Regions from separate parts of the Homo sapiens genome. Here all the other regions are linked to region 1. The links are chromatin contacts, found by Hi-C or POLR2A ChIA-PET in ENCODE. All regions are on one chromosome and are shown on one strand. Each heading gives the region's core, a stretch centred on a gene start or an enhancer-like site at or near the end of the contact. The rest is flanking DNA. Distances are from core to core; before and after follow the strand shown. Region 1 overlaps LOC101929129 (a long non-coding RNA gene). Region 2 has its middle 19 kb from the start of LINC02205. Region 3 has its middle 13 kb from the start of PCAT29.

Evidence for each region. A loop is a pair of places that touch in the nucleus more often than their neighbours do. ChIA-PET counts read pairs that join two places held with the same protein, here RNA polymerase II (POLR2A). Pooled maps may share reads with other maps.
Region 2: a pooled map shows a loop between it and region 1 (2.2-fold over the local background). The contact joins two enhancer-like sites. A Hi-C loop is called at or near these places in 15 of 37 single-sample maps with no recorded cell type and 3 of 50 pooled maps.
Region 3: a map of PC-9 shows a loop between it and region 1 (2.3-fold over the local background). The contact joins two enhancer-like sites. A Hi-C loop is called at or near these places in 1 of 168 maps with a recorded cell type or tissue (PC-9) and 1 of 37 single-sample maps with no recorded cell type. POLR2A ChIA-PET finds 5 or more read pairs at or near these places in 1 of 52 experiments (activated CD4-positive, alpha-beta T cell).

Annotation. Positions count from the first base shown.
Region 1 is chr15:69,995,457-69,999,143 of GRCh38, reverse strand. All of the region lies in intron 2 of LOC101929129 (a long non-coding RNA gene), which reads left to right. Among named protein-coding and RNA genes, the nearest start is that of MIR629, 82 kb to the left of the region's middle. Within about 2 kb of position 1,820, at least 2 of the 41 ENCODE cell types and tissues checked have a DNase peak (open chromatin) inside an H3K27ac peak, as active enhancers do.
Region 2 is chr15:70,484,919-70,488,605 of GRCh38, reverse strand. No RefSeq gene overlaps it. Among named protein-coding and RNA genes, the nearest start is that of LINC02205, 19 kb to the left of the region's middle. RefSeq lists an enhancer at 1,810-1,869. Within about 2 kb of position 1,990, at least 8 of the 41 ENCODE cell types and tissues checked have a DNase peak (open chromatin) inside an H3K27ac peak, as active enhancers do.
Region 3 is chr15:69,577,267-69,580,953 of GRCh38, reverse strand. No RefSeq gene overlaps it. Among named protein-coding and RNA genes, the nearest start is that of PCAT29, 13 kb to the left of the region's middle. Within about 2 kb of position 1,938, at least 5 of the 41 ENCODE cell types and tissues checked have a DNase peak (open chromatin) inside an H3K27ac peak, as active enhancers do.

The DNA.
Region 1 (3,687 bases), core at 571-3,070:
CGAGGTTTTCTCAGGTGGTGGTGCTGCCCATGGCCAGGTGGGCCGCAGGCCTGTGGTTCCAGCAGTCAGTCCACTCAGGAGTCCTCGACTGCCTATGGAGAGCGCTGGCAGGAGCTGGCAAGTGTGAGGCCCAGGCTGTCAGAGCTGGACTCACTCCTGGCCTTGCTGTGTGAGCTGGCGAGGCAGCCCCGTGGAAAGGTGGCTGAATGAAGTTTGGGGAGCACACAGTGGGGCTGGGGAGTGGCAGGAAGTTGGGGGTGATGAGAGCAGAGTCCAGAGTTGGACCTGCCTCAGCAGGGCCCTTTGCCCCGTGGGCTGGTGGGACCAAGACACGCTCCCCTGGCCCTGGCCTGGCCGTGAGTGCTGTGCTGAGGTAGGGCTGGCAAAACACAGGGGCTGTGTTTCTAAACTGTACCTCCTGCCTCTCACTCTCAAAGCCCCCTCTCCTCCGGCTGGCCCGCACTGAGGAGAGCCCATCATGGGGCCCAAGGGGAGCCACTGCAAGAGGCTCGGGAAGCAACTTCTCTGGGGCCCTTGCTTTAGAGCAATGGTCAGCAAACAGAGACAATACTCCCATTCCATGGAGGCATTAGCTGATGTCTGGAGACATTTTTGTGTGTCCCCACTGGGGCAGTGCTACTGACAGCTAGTAGAGGCCAGAGGTGCTGCTAAACCTGCATTACACAGGACAGTCCCCCAAAGCAGGAATCCCCTGAATCATCCGTCCCAACATGTCGGCAGTGCCAAGACTGAGAAGACCTGCTTTAGAGACACCTTAATTCACCAACCTTCCCAAGTGTGGCAGCTTGCAAAAAAATGGGCACAAATTCCCCCCAATACCGGTATGTACACCCTTTATCCCAGTAAGAGGTGAAGTGGATTTCTCTGCCTCTTGCGACTTGCACTGACCAATTGAATGCAGAGGAAGTTATGTCATGGAGCTTCTGAGCCCAGACCTCAAGAGGTCCTGCAGCTTCCACTGTTGTTCCCTTGGAGCCCCTGGCAGCAATGAGGAGCAGCCATGGGCGAGCTGCCAGATGAGTGTAGCTGCATGAGTGACTCCAGACAAGACCAGCAGAAGACCCGCCCAGAAGAGCCCAGCCCAAACTACTGGCCCACAGAAGAATGAGGAAATAGAATGGTGGTTGTTTGAAGCTACTAAATGTTGGGGCTGTTTGTTTTGCACTGACTACACTGACAGCAGGTGCATTTTAAAGGGGATGTCTGAGGACCTGTGGAGGCTGAAGTGACTCCATCTTGGATGCTAATGTGCCATGCTGACTTCTGATTAACCCCAGCTCCAGGAAAGCCTCTAAGATCTCTACTTTCATGTAGTTGCTGTAAATCCTGCCCTTAGATCAAAACAACCTTGATGTTACCATAAACACATACTTACTATAAATCCTGCCCTTAGGCAAATTCCCTATGGCATACGAGCCCTGGGTCTGGGGGTAGCAGTGCAGGCGTCCACCATTGCGCCTTGCAGCCACCCAAGACATGGGTTGTTCGTGAGTCCCTATTAAATGTTTCTTTCTGAGAACCTGGGTTTCTTGGCCTCTTTCTTTGGCCTCTCAGCTTCCTTAGGCTTTGGGGCTAGGTTTGCATAGAACTACTCACCATAGAACAGGATCATATGTTTTAACCCAGAGGATTAGTGGGCTCACCTCAGTCAAAGGAAGGCCGTTGAAGTGGATTTTGCCTCAGCAGCAGAATCCTTCCTGTTGATGAAATCACTCTAGGTGAGTAACTGCCAGTGCAGTCTGGATCCCGTGTGCGTACAGAACAGGCAATGATCCCGGCCTATTGGCCACAGGTGGGGTGAGAGGAGCAGCTGGGATAATGGAGAGCAGATTGGTGGCCAGCCGCTGGGCAGAGGGCGGGGCTCCGAAGTGAGATAGCATGGGCAGGACTGCCAGCTCCACCGCCCGCAGCCACCTAACCTTGAGCAGGTCGCTCTTCCTCTCCAGACCTCTGCTTCTCCTCTGGAAAGGGATGATAATACCTCTCTCAGGTTTATTGGGAGGATTAGATCAGATTAGATGAGACTATGTATATGAAGGACTTAGCACCGGGCCTGGCACTGAGAAGGTACAATAATGGCTTGTTGACTGATTAAACAGACACACTGTTTGGACTAGGGTTTGGCTGACAGTAAAGGGTATAAAAGGATCTTTCAGGCTGTGTGTCCTCTTAAGTGCAGGAGGGTCTTTCAAAAGAGAAAAAAAAAAAAAAAGAGAAGAGAAAAGAAAAAAAAAAAAAGGATTGGGAGCTGTAGGAACTAGGTTATTGCTAGATACTTCCAGAATGGATGTCCCTAGATGGAAAGGAAACGCGGGTTTAAATCAGTTTGGCATTGATAGCAGGAGGCAGGAAAACAGTTGGTCTTAATATTATTCCTGTGTGAGCCAGCATGTGGTGTGGGTTTTAATTTAAAGCAGGCATTTAGTGAGTTGATAAACAGGAGTGTGCACCTCCTGCCCTCCCACGCCCTGAGCCCCAGAAGAACAATTATCCTGGAGAGAAGATGAAAGGAACATATGGAAATGAATTCTAATAATATGGAGCAGGCAGGCAGCACCTGCTTTCTCACGCGGGCTTTGAGGGGGCTCGAGTCGAGACTGTGTACACACCAGCAGGTAGCAGAGGTCAGTCGAGGCCACCCTGACTGGTTCACTCCACTGGAGCAGTTCTGTGCTGTGGGATGGAGACGGGGCTGAGAACTTTTGGGGCCTCTGTTAATGGCGTGGTCTGAGGCATGCCTCCACTGGCGCCGTCTCTGCGGTGTTGTGCGTATTCAGATAAGCCAGGCTGATTGTTTTGTTTCATTGTTTGTTTGTTTTTTACCTTCCCCCAAATGCTGACACAGAATGGGCACATAAGAGGCCAGCCTCTGTCTAAGGTTACCAGACTCAATTTGGAGATAGTAGTTTGGATTCTCAGTTACAATTCTGGCATCCACTTCAAACCAATCAGGCAAAAGGGGAGATTGACTGAGCTGTGGGATTCACCTACAGAAAGAGCAGGGGCAATGGGCTCCATCAGCTGCTGTCACCAGCGTGGCTCTCAGGGTCTTTCACCCATGTCAGTGTCACTCTCTGAGACCGAGCACCGGACTGCTCATAATTCCCAGCCATAGATTTCCAGTTTTGCCAACAAGGGGAAAAGACTCTCTTTCCTTAGTTCCCAATTGAAAAGTCCCTAGGAAGGGCTCTGCAGGCCCTGCTTGAGTCACATCTCCCACCCCTGTGCCGTGGCCAGTGATGGGTGCACTGGTTCACTGTCTCCTCTGCAGCCTCACCAGTGGGTGGATGAAGGGAAGGGACAGCTCCCAAAAGAAGTGAGAGTGCTGTTGCCACAAAAGCGAAAAGTAGTGGGCAGTGTTGTCTGTGGGGCCACGGAAGTCATAATGGGGATTTCTTGAGTCATTTCTACTCTTCCTTAAAGCCCAACATAAACTCAAAACTCCATCCACGAGTCGGTTATCCATGCCAACTGAAATGTAGCTCACTATGCTGGCCCAGTCATATCCTCACCTCCTTCTGCTGCCCCGAAGTCCATCTCGGTAGTTTTACGTCTTTAATGATTCAACTTGGGGGAAAAATTAATCTTTACAGAATGAATGAGGTTGATTTTTATTTCGCAGTTGTTAAAGACAAATATTCTATTTCTGAGGACAAACTTGGGGCA
Region 2 (3,687 bases), core at 741-3,240, 490 kb before region 1:
TGGTATTTTAAGTCAGAAAATTGTAGGTTTGAGCGTAGCATCTGTCACTGATTCTGTGACGTCTCAGAGCATTGCTTTCACTGCTCTGGCCTCAGTTTGTTTCTCTCTAGATGGGGGCTAGGACTTCATCTGCCTCCCAGGTGGCTGTGGGATTCATGATGCATGAGTTATGCTCATCATGGACATATGTGCTAGCCATGTGAGGGGTTAGGTTAATAAGGCTCCATTGCCTGTGGTTCCAGAGTCACCTGGGCTGAAGGGTAGGTAGATGTGGCCTAATCCATAAGCTCCGTGCTGGTCAGAAGTTTGCTGGGCAAGTGAGTGAGTGCCAGATCTCTTAATTTCTTGGGCCTGCCTGGTTGGCCATGCAGTTCAAGGTTCTGGTCACCAGGGGTCAGGCTTGCACACGGATGGCTAAGTTCTGTCTTTTATGGTGCTCCAGGGAGCCTCCAGACTGTGAGCCAAAGGGACGGTGAGGATGGGGGGTGGCACATTTTAAAAAATGTGGATCTTGGAGCTGTAGGTCTGTGACCTGCAGATCTGGGAGGTCAGACGTTATTCTCTCTCATATTTACATCTTGCTTGGTACCTTCTGGAGAGATCCTCATCTCTTTGGCCCTTCACCAGGAGACTCCATGAAGGAATTGGGTTAGGTGGCTGGGGTTTGGAGAGAATGCTGGGCAGGGGTTTTGAAGCGCATTTGAGTCTTAGCTCCAAGTCTGCCCCTTACTAGTGTCCTTGTTGGCTCTATTACCTCCTGGGCCTAAGTTTCTTCTTCAGTGGAATAGGGTAAAAATACCTCCTCTGCAGAGATGCGTCAAGATCAGTGAGTAGAGGTGGGGCAGGGATAACTTCTCGAGGCTAGCCCAGCCCTGTCTAGAATAGCTTATGATGAAAATGGAGAAATAAGATAGAAACACAGGGAAAGAGCAAGTGTTGTCACGGGGCATCATATAATCCCTTGCTAAGTTGCAGAAGTGAGCACTAGGGTTCGGAAGAGAGAGAGGGCAGTCCAGAGAGGGGAAATTGCTGGCTTGAGCTCACATAGCCAGAGGGATAAGCGCAGGGTCCACTGGGCAGGTGGCTGAGCTGGGCATTGGAAATGAACAGTAGATCAGGCACCCAAGGCAGGTGTGCCCAGCTGATCCAGGCCACAGCATGTAGGCTGCTGGGCCCCTGCAATTTCAGATTCAGTTCTGTGTGTCTCCTGGGCACCTGCTCTGGCGGTGGGAGTACATGCTCTCCAGGCATGTGTGTGTGCTTCCCATGTAGTGCAGTGAGCAGCAATGTGGCTTCAATCTTTGGTCCAGGCACGGACCCAGCACCCAGAGAAAGCGATTTTCCTGCTTGTGGTTTCCTGGCCTCCTCCAAGAACCTCACACGTCCATGTTGCTCACAGAGAAAGATGGATCACTCTGGGGGTTCCTGGAAGAGTTGCTGTCTTTGAACAGTCCCTCTCTTGCCAAGACCCCTGCCTTCCTCCCGGCCCCCAGCCTACTGCCTCTCCGCAGGAGGACAGCATGTCCTGGGCCTCTGCTCTCTGGCCTCAGTCATGGTGTGGCTGGGTTGCTCTGGGGACGCTGAGGGTTCTTGATCGCGGCCTGTCTCAGGGTAGGTCCCCATGGATTGCCCTCCCACCCCTGGCCAGGTTGCTGTGGTTTCCCCATCAGTAGAAATGACTCCTCACCCACAATTGCATCAGTCCCTCCACAGACGCAGTGAATCATGTTGCAAGATGTGGTTATGGACTGCGCCCTGTGCTCTGGTTAGGGGCTGGTTGGGCCGGGCCAGGGGTGAGGGAAGTGTGGGGGGTTGACCATGTTTTGACTTGAACTTGGGAGAGGAAAGAAAAACCCAGGAGAGGGCCTCCAGGGGTGGGGTGGGGTAGGTGTGAGTTGACACTGAACTCATCACCCATGGGACTGAAGCAAGTATCCAGTAACCTTAACCGAGACCACACTGGGGAACCTTCTGGCTTACTCACCCTCTGGCCCTACCGCTACCACCAAGAGAAAAAGAAGTGAAGAGAACGAGCTGGTTCATCCTCTAGTGCATTGCAGCGGCGTGGGGGAAACCAGGGAGATGGGTTGGTTTGCTTTCTTCCTGTTTCTCTATTTGAACTCCCTGGCTTGCTTCCCTTCAGCTGACACATGGTGGCCATGGGCTGAGAATGTCCAACCTCAAGAAGAATTTCTTCCCTCTCTCCACTTCACAGGCCAGGCTCATAGCTGCCCCTGGGTAGGAACTATCTGCAGGGAGGTAGACTCCAGCTGCTTGGAGTTGTATGACCCTTCCCAGAGGCAGATCTACCCATTTTTCAGTGGAGAAGATGAGGCCCAAAGGGAAGTTGCCGGACACTTTGCTTCCGCCTCTCTCTCCCATGCCCTCCTGTGCAGCTGAGCTCATGGCATCAGAATCTCAGGATCTTTCAACACTTTCCAGCTGGGCAAGGTGGGAGTGAGTTGGCTGTGTCTTCTTGTTAATTGTCCATGCCTTTATTTACTTATTTATTTTTAATTTTTAAATTGACACAATAATTGTACATATTCATGGGGTACAGTGTGATGTTTTTATACATGTATACATTCTGTAATGATCAAGTCAGGGTATTTGGTACATCTATCACCGCGTACATTATCATTTCTTAGTGGTGAGAACATTCACAATCCTCTCTTCTAGCTACTCTAAAATATACAATATAATATTGTAACCATAGTCACCCTCCTGTGTAATAGAACAGCAGAACTTATTCCTGCTACCTGATTGTAGCTTTGTACCTATTGACCAACCTCTCACCATGCCTCCTCGCCCTCTCCTCTCCAGTCTCTAGTAACCACCATTCTACTCTCTACTTCTACGAGATCAACTTTTTAGATTCTGCATATGAATGAGATTGTGTGGTATGTATCTTTCTGGGCCTGACTTATTTCACTTAACTTAATGTCCTCCAGGTTCATCCACATTGCTTCAAATGACAGGATTCCATTTTTTTTTATGGCTAAATGGAATTCCATTGTGTGTGTGTGTGTGTGTGTGTGTGTGTGTATGTGTGTGTGTGTGTATAGATAGATAGATAAAGATATCATGGTATCTTTATCTAATTATCCATTGTGGGACACTTGGGTTGTACCTCTTCTCTACAGGAGGCAAGGCTGTGCAATGGTTCAGAGATAGCCCAGCAAATGCTCTGTAATGAGGCTTGGAGTTTCAACCTCACTGTCTTGAGCAGAAGAGAAATGGGCAATATGACATATGGAGGTGCCACTGAAACAAAACACCCCAAAATCTTGAGTCAACACAGTGGGGATAGCACTCTGGAGTCCACACTGGAACGGCAGTGGGTTTGTCTGAATGACAAATACACTTGTGTAAGTCACTGAAATGTGGAGGGCTGTTTGTTACTGCAGCATAGTCTACCTACCCTGACTTTGCAATGCTGAGCTAAGGAGATTGGCCTTGATTCTGAAGGTCATGGGAAGAGATTCAAGTCTTGGGAAAGGATGGCAGGGCCTAGATCCAACACTTGGGTTAAGAAGGTGGTTTTTCTTCCTTTTAGATTGTGAGCTTCCTAGGTGCAGCAATGTATCTGGGGTTGTTTTTCACCACTGAGTATACCTGGGGCCTAGAACAGTGCGTGATACATGATAGGTGCTTGTTCAGAATTTGTCTTCTCTCCTTCTGCCTTTA
Region 3 (3,687 bases), core at 689-3,188, 420 kb after region 1:
CTGTTTTGTTGCCTGGTGTGTTTACCTTCTCTGATTAGTGATAAAGCCCCCATTATGCAAATGGCCAGAGTGCTTGTCTTTGGGAACGGTGAGGGGAGTGGTGGCATGCTGAGAGGCTTCTTTCCATTCCCCAGCCAGGCTCAGGGACAGAACCCCACCATGAGCACCATGATGGGTGAAAGGGTTAATGAGGAAGTTGCAACAGGCTGAATCCCCAGAACCTTTAGGGAGGGAAGAAGAGCAGTCGGGGATGCCCACCTGGACATGGGGTTTAAGCAGACTCCTGGGCTTCTCCCCAACTCTCCTCCAGACCAGAGCTGTCTTATTTTATTAACAATTCAGAAACAGTGGCTACAACAGACACTCTTCACATCACCAGAAGCCTGGTACCTAATAACTGAGGGGCGTATGAGTGGCACAGAGGTCACTGTACCCGCTAGATCTGATACACCTGAGTCAGATAACTGCCCGATGAGGTCAGTGATCATGAATTGACGTCAATGGAAGAAGGAGAGGAGGACATTCTCTCATGACTCTCACTTTATCTTCACCAAGCATAAAGGGTAGGTATTAAGAGTCCCCTATTACAGATAGGGAAGTTGAGTCTTGGTAAGGTTAAGCACCTTGTCCAAGTTCACCCACCCGAGTTGAATCCAAATCTTTTATCCTCAGAAGGCAGCTGCATCCACTGAGCTGTCTCTGATGATGGTCTGCTAAAGCTGCCCCATGATTCTGTTGCACTCACATCTCAGTACAGTGACCTTTGCCCATGTCAATGGCCAGTGTGCCGTTGCTGCCAGACAACAGATGAGGCAGCCTCTGGAATCAACACTACAAAGCAGAAAACAACCCTTGACCCTACTCATTGTAAACTCTTCCCTACCAGAACAAAGAGGGTAGAAAATTCCTCCCATCACAGAATCCCACGCACAGAGTCTACTGATTGCAGGGCAAAATGAGGGCTAGTGATGACCCCCAGCCTAGGGCACAGATGCCCACTGACCCATCAGCTCTACCCTTCTCTTTCTTCTGCAGACAGTGGGGGCAGGGATAAAATAGTCAAAAGCAGGCTTTTGTTACAAAGTCTGTCCACTTGCTCTGCCCTGAACACTTAGCAATTTGCAATTATAGCATCTAATGGATGCTTCATCATTTTTTGCTAAATTAGTACATGCGTGAATGAGAGTGAATGAATGAAGAAAACTGGCACATGTAAAGCACTTCCTACTTTTCACATCACCTCTGCATCTATTATCTCATCTTATCCTTCAGATACTCCTGTGAATGTAGTGTTGGAATTCTTGCTTTGCAGATGGAAAAACTGAAGCCCAGAGAGATGACTGTTTCACATACGATAATGGCAGAGCTTGGACCAGGATCCTAGCCCAGCACTCCTACTCTGGTCCTTCTTCCCTGGGATGGCTGCTGACTTGAGAAAGGATCTCCAGCCGCCCAGTCTTGCAAAAACAGCAGCTTAGCGCCAAAAGGCACGGCTTCCCTAAATGCCCAGCTCACCACCTGGAGGTGACCGGTGAGGCTGGGGCTACTGGAAAGGCCCCAGAGAAAAGGCTCTCTTGCCCCCAGGGAGCACTCATGTCTTTCTAAACAGACCTCAACATTTTTCCCGGGTTAGATCAGAATTTCCAGATCTGGATAAGAACTGGAAACTTCCTATCCATTACCTTTCTGATTCTGACTCACTTCAGGGGCTGGGGGGTGGGAGAGGTGAGATGCTCAAGTCCCACCTATTTTAAAAACAAAAAAGTCTCTTCAACCCCCAAAGTGGGTCATTCTAGAAATGTTTACTGCACATGTGTTATCCCGAGCACTGAACACCCAGCACGGAGCTCAAAGCTGTGCCGTCAGGAGTGGCTGCGGCAGCCTGCCTCTCCTGCGTCAGTTTCACAGCCTACACCCTCTTCTGCCATTCTGCCATTGAACTCAAGCCAAGGGCACCAACGGGCTTCCTGCCAGTGGTCAGACCAAGTCCTGTCTGACTCAGTCTGTGCAGCACTCAAGCATGTTACCTGCTCCTTCTCCACAGTGCTCCTCTCAGCCTCCGTCATACCCTGCCCTCCTAGCCCCTCCTATGCCAGTACCGAGGTCTTGCATAGGCCTTCTTCCTGTCTTTACACACTGCCGTTTAATCACGTCATCTACATCACAGAGGTCCAAATGCTGCCTAATGCCGATGGTGCCCAAGTCAATTCTCCAGAAGAGATCTCTTTGCCAAACTTGACACCAAATGCTTGTTGGATGTCCTTTCCTGAGCGGCCTCGGGCATCCAAACCTCAGCATCACCAAAATTGGATTCACATATGCACCCTACACCATATCTGCTCCTCCTCTGCTCACAGGATTGGTGAGCAGCGAGTGGCCCCGAGCCATGAGCCACCTGAGTAGGAGACCTGGAGTCGGCCTTGCCTCCCCCTCCTCCTCTCCTCCGCCTCCTCCTCGCCTCCCTCTCCTCCTCGCCTCCCCCTCCTCCTCACCTTGCCCTCATGGCCATCCAGTTTTGTGGCTTCCACCTGCCCAAGGTCCCTCAGAGCGCTGCCTCTACTTCTGTCGCCCACCTCCTCTTCTCTTCCTGAACTAGTGCAACAGCCTCCTTTCTGGTCTTCACACCACCTACAGGATAAAGACTCCAAGTACCTCCATGACCAAAGTCCCGCCTTCTCCCCAGCCTTGTCTCCAGTCTCCTGCACTTATTCCAGTGGCCCCAAACAGTCCTGATCCCAGAAAGGACTCTGTCCTCTCACCTGCCAGCCTGCATGTAGGTGTTTCCCTCAGACTGATGTGCCCTTTCCAGAAAGTTCTCTCCCAGCCCTCCACCCCCATCTAGGGAACCCTTACTGTTTTTCCTCCAATTCAGCTCAAACATCGCCTCCTCTGAGAAGCGGCCCCATGCACCTCCCGCAATGTTCCCATACGAGCCAGTGCAGCCATCATCAGGGCACTTGCCACCGTGAATTGGCAGGCCTCGGGCACATCTCACACCTACAAAACCCAGAGCCCTGCAAGGACTGTGTTCTGTGCTCACACCCCTCTGTGTGTCTAGGCCCTGGTGATCTTATGGCCAATGGTGAGCCTCAGTGAATGACTAAGTGAATGGGTAGTACAGGTAGTGGGTTTGCTGGAATAAAAAGATGTCCATCCACCAGGGACTGGAGGTGACAGCACCAACAAGTCAGGGGGAAGGAAAACAACAAAACCCATCCATCAGGTCCCAGAGGTTTACAGGCAGCTAGAGAGAGACGAGTCTCTCAAGACCGATAACAAGCCAGGGCAGCTTGCAATGAGCTCCGCAGCGCCCTGGTGACCTCCAGAGCTCAGAGGAACAGGGGCACTGGGGAGGGCGGGGGAAGCTTAGGAGGTGGCCTCCTCCCATGCTACCACCCGACCTTCCAGGGACTGAGCAGAATGGAGGCTGAAGGATTGAAGGAGATGCTTTGCTTATCCAACCAAACCCCACCCAGAAGGTGCCTCCAGAGCTCCTGAGGTTCTTGCTGGGAAGAACCTGGTGCCGCCTTTTAACTATGGAGCCTGAGTGCTGGCAGTGGTGAGGGAAAAGGGTAACAAAGGCAGCAGAAAGAGGCATCCCCACCCAGCGAACAGCCAGATGCCAGGCGGGTGTTCCCTTCCCCACCCCAAGGTGGCTGCCTGCAGTGTCTACGTGCTTGTCTTTCT